2 separate regions of the Homo sapiens genome follow, and region 1 is linked to region 2. A link is a loop called in an ENCODE intact Hi-C map of the cell type or tissue named here. Cell type or tissue: PC-3. All regions are shown on one strand.

Evidence for each region. A loop is a pair of places that touch in the nucleus more often than their neighbours do. Peaks named below come from ENCODE experiments on the same cell type or tissue, not always from the same donor. Only the 100,000 strongest peaks of a DNase experiment are listed, where the experiment ranks them.
Region 1: it touches region 2 in a loop (4-fold over the local background); 1 of 110 quality-filtered maps calls a loop at or near these places.

Annotation. Positions count from the first base shown.
Region 1 is chr2:19,306,286-19,308,785 of GRCh38, reverse strand. No RefSeq gene overlaps it. Among named protein-coding and RNA genes, the nearest start is that of MIR4757, 41 kb to the left of the region's middle. RefSeq lists an enhancer at 2,093-2,500. In PC-3, no CTCF peak of the experiment used is centred here; no DNase peak of the experiment used is centred here.
Region 2 is chr2:19,139,828-19,142,327 of GRCh38, reverse strand. No RefSeq gene overlaps it. Among named protein-coding and RNA genes, the nearest start is that of LINC01376, 110 kb to the right of the region's middle. In PC-3, no CTCF peak of the experiment used is centred here; a DNase peak (open chromatin) is centred at 1,347; H3K4me3 peaks cover 538 bases; H3K27ac peaks cover 2,000 bases.

The DNA.
Region 1 (2,500 bases), 170 kb before region 2:
AATTGTGATGTTAGGGTGTCACTTTTGGATCATTCCTGCTTTCTCTTGTGGGCATTTAGTGCTATAAATTTCTCTCTACACACTGCTTTGAATGCATCCCAGAGATTCTGGTATGTTGTGTCTTTGTTCTCGTTGGTTTCAAAGAACATCTTTATTCATGCCTTCATTTCGTTATGTACCCAGTAGTCATTCAGGAGCAGGTTGTTCAGTTTCCATGTAGTTGAGCGGTTTTGAGTGAGATTCTTAATCCTGAGTTCTAGTTTCATTGCACTGTGGTCTGAGAGATAGTTTGTTATAATCTCTGTTCTTTTACATTTGCTGAGGAGTGCTTTATTTCCAACTATGTGGTCAATTTTGGAATAGGTGTGGTGTGGTGCTGAAAAAAATGTATATTCTGTTGATTTGGGGTGGAGAGTTCTGTAGATGTCTATTAGGTCCGCTTGGTGCAGAGCTGAGTTCAATTCCTGGGTATCCTTGTTGACTTTCTGTCTCATTGATCTGTCTAATGTTGACAGTGCGGTGTTAAAGTCTCCCATTATTAATTTGTGGGAGTCTAAGTCTCTATGTAGGTCACTCAGGACTTGCTTTATGAATCTGGGTGCTCCTGTATTGGGTGCATATATATTTAGGATAGTTAGCTCTTGTTGTTGAATTGATCCCTTTCCCATTATGTAATGGCCTTCTTTGTCTCTTTTGATCTTTGTTGGTTTAAAGTCTATTTTATCAGAGACTAGGATTGCAACCCCTGCCTTTTTTTGTTTTCCATTTGCTTGGTAGATCTTCCTCCATCCTTTTATTTTGAGCCTATGTGTGTCTCTGCACGTGAGATGGGTTTCCTGAATACAGCACACTGATAGGTCATGACTCTTTATCCAATTTGCCAGTCTGTGTCTTTTAATTGGAGCATTTAGTCCATTTACATTTAAAGTTAATATTGTTATGTGTGAATTTGATCCTGTCATTATGATGTTAGCTGGTTATTTTGCTTGTTAGTTGATGCAGTTTCTTCCTAGTCTCGATGGTCTTTACATTTTGGCATGATTTTGCAGCGGCTGGTACCGGTTGTTCCTTTCCATGTTTAGCGCTTCCTTCAGGAGCTCTTTTATGGCAGGCCTGGTGGTGACAAAATCTGTCAGCATTTGCTTGTCTGTAAAGGATTTTATTTCTCCTTCACTTATGAAGCTTAGTTTGGCTGGATATGAAATTCTGGGTTGAAAATTCTTTTCTTTAAGAATGTTGAATATTGGCCCCCACTCTCTTCTGGCTTGTAGGATTTCTGCCGAGAGATCCGCTGTTAGTCTGATGGGCTTCCCTTTGAGGGTAACCCGACCTTTCTCTCTGGCTGCCCTTAACATTTTTTCCTTCATTTCTACTTTGGTGAATCTGACAATTATGTGTCTTGGAGTTGCTCTTCTCGAGGAGTATCTTTGTGGCGTTCTCTGTATTTCCTGAATCTGAACGTTGGCCTGCCTTGCTAGATTGGGGAAGTTCTCCTGGATAATATCCTGCAGAGTGTTTTCCAACTTGGTTCCATTCTCCCCGTCACTTTCAGGTACACCAATCAGACGTAGATTTGGTCTTTTCACATAGTCCCATATTTCTTGGAGGCTTTGCTCATTTCTTTTTATTCTTTTGTCTCTAAACTTCCCTTCTCGCTTCATTTCATTCATTTCATCTTCCATTGCTGATACCCTTTCTTCCAGTTGATCGCATCGGCTCCTGAGGCTTCTGCATTCTTCATGTAGTTCTCGAGCCTTGGTTTTCAGCTCCATCAGCTCCTTTAAGCACTTCTCTGTATTGGTTATTCTAGTTATACATTCTTCTAAATTTTTTTCAAAGTTTTCAACTTATTTGCATTTGGTCTGAATGTCCTCCCGTAGCTCAGAGTATTTGATCGTCTGAAGCCTTCTTCTCTCAGCTCATCAAAGTCATTCTCCATCCAGCTTTGTTCCGTTGCTGGTGAGGAACTGCGTTCCTTTGGAGGAGGAGAGGCGCTCTGCATTTTAGAGTTTCCAGTTTTTCTGTTCTGTTTTTTCCCCATCTTTGTGGTTTTATCTACTTTTGGTCTTTGATGATGGTGATGTACAGATGGGTTTTTGGTGTGGATGTTCTTTCTGTTTGTTAGTTTTCCTTCTAACAGTCAGGACCCTCAGCTGCAGGTCTGTTGGAATACCCTGCCGTGTGAGGTGTCAGTGTGCCCCTGCTGGGGGGTGCCTCCCAGTTAGGCTGCTCGGGGGTCAGGGGTCAGGGATCCACTTGAGGAGGCAGTCTGCCCGTTCTCAGATCTCCAGCTGTGTGCTGGGAGAACCACTGCTCTCTTCAAAGCTGTCAGACAGGGACATTTAAGTCTGCAGAGGTTACTGCTGTCTTTTTGTTTGTCTGTGCCCTGCCCCCAGAGGTGGAGCCTACAGAGGCAGGCAGGCCTCCTTGAGCTGTGGTGGGCTCCACCCAGTTCGAGCTTCCTGGCTGCTTTGTTTACCTAAGCAAGCCTGAGCAATGG
Region 2 (2,500 bases):
AAAGAAGGTGTAAATGGATTCAGAATTTGGTATCACTGAGACACTTCCCTCAGACAGAGGCTTGTGTACACAGGAATCTAAGTCTATTTGCTACAACATATGTTTGACCCTAACATGAGTCTGACTTGTATCTTATTTCATAGAGTTAAAATTCTTGGGAATTTAAATGATTCAGCCAAACTTATTCAGTTTCAGAATTCTGAGATTCTGAAGATTGTATAATATGTGGCAAGTTCTTGGTTAGACATTTCAATAACTGAACTTTTTGTTCTAACACTGATATCCTTTAGGGCTCCAGTAGGAAAAATTTAGGACTGGAGGAAACTAACATGCATGCAACAGGAATTACTCAGTAGGTGGAATCAGTCCTGTTAGCCCTATCTGTGCAGCCTCCAGTGGAAGACCCCTGTTTCTGTGTAGCTCAAGGCTGCGCTCAAGTTGGAGAGAAGATGATATAGGAGCATAACCAGCAAGCTCGGTGGGCTTGCAGGGACCCTGGGGAGCTCCTGATGGGAGCCGGCTGCCTCCGCGCTTACACAGCTGTAAGGCTCTTCATGTTCTTGGGCTGGCCTAGCACATGTGTGGCTTCAAAATGTTCAAACCTCAGGCCTCAAATAATCTTTTGTTCTGTTTTCCTGCTTTGTATGTTTGACTCAGTAGCTTTGTTTATTTTCATAAAGTATTTCCTTTTGGTTTGTGTTTCTTGGCATGGCCCAGTTTGGGATTTTCTACATGCAATCTTCTTGGGACCCCTTGCCATTCATAATGCCACACCTCCAGGAGGTCTGCAAGCTTTCAGATGATTTCCACTTCCTAAGGCTTGGGAGAGCACTAAGGACCATGATGCCTTCTCTTTTTGTACCTGAGGGGTGAGGGCTGTAGGGAACACAACTGTGTAGGGTCTGGAGCTTCCTCATTTACAGTGCAAGAGATGTACTCAAGCCAAAGAAATCTCATATTCTCATCTTCCAGCTGAACTTTTTTATCACTGATATTGGCAGTACTGACTCTTTGAAATTACAAGTTTTTTGACCTTATCTTTGGGGTCCTGCAACTAGTGGGTTCTTTAAAAGAAAGCCAGGCAGAAAGATAAGCTCTCACCAGCAGCCCCAAGTCCCAGAGAAAGCCTCAGCCTTTCTTTACATAGATCTACCAGCTTTTTTTCCCTTCCCCTGAGGAAAGACATAAAACCCTTTCCCCAAGATTGTCAACATTCCAAAGCAACTAGTCCTGCAGGTTCCCTGTGTGCAAATGGCCATTGCCCTTCTCTGGAGCTGAGCTCCAGGGTGGAAGCTCTTGGCTCCCTGAGCATCCCCTTCAAAGAGGAAAATACCAGTGCCTCCTGAACCAACAATGAGATATGTTTGACTAGTGGTGATGAAATGTCTTCTATAAACACTCCCTACCTTACCCACCTCCCCTTTCTAGGACTGATTCACCACTGAAATATTCGTGTCACCCAAGTTCAAGTACATGAAACCAAACCCTTTGGTGTCAGTTGTTCTTAAGTGCTGTAGAAAGCCACACAAACTTCACTGGCTAGGGAGGTAATTAAGCCAAAGCCAGCTGCTGGCCTCCAACAGGCCTTCGAGAACTACAAATGAGACCTGGGCCTGGGGCTTTCTGGGTCAGATCAATAGTGCCTGCTGGGAATCCATGTTGCACAGTGAATTACCCCCAAAAGTTCCTGGCCTTGCCCAGCCAGAATACATACTTTCAGCACAAGAAGAGATAGGACCAAGGCACCAACTAATGTGATTTTTGTCTTCTACCATCAGCAGACTATGTAATCTCATTATCTCAGGACCCTCTCCCTCAGAGCTTGGGATCCGAAATGAAGTTTAATTTTAAATTCTTATGTGAGTACAAGGCTTTTTTTTTTTTTTTTTTTTGACAAAGTCTCGCTCTGTTGCCAGGCTGGAGTGCAGTGGCAGGATCTTGGCTCACGGCAACCTCCGCCTCCTGGGTTCAAGCGGGCAACCTCTGCCTCCTGGGTTCAAGCGATTCTCCTGCCTCAGCCTCCTGAGTAGCTGGGACTACAGGCACACACCACCACGCCCAGCTAATTTTTGTATTTTTAGTAAAGATGTGGTTTCACCATGTTGGACAGGATGGTCTTGATCTCCTGACATCGTGATCTGCCTGCCTCGGCCTCCCAAAGTGCTGGGATTATAAGCATGAACCACCTCACCCAGCCTGAGTACAGAGCTTTTTACATATATTTTTAGAATAAAAATGACTGTAATGGGACTAGACTAATTATTTCCTTAGGGGAAATATATACATATATATATATACGTATATATATATGTGTATATATATACGTATATATATATATGTGTGTGTATATATATATGTATACATATATATATATATGAAGCACCCAATTTTTCTATATATTACAGGGGGCATTTTCAGCAGGAAGAGTGCCAGTATAAATCAAAACTCCCCTGGTTATGGAGAACACTGAACCCAAGCAAATTCTCCTGGGAGTCCCTAG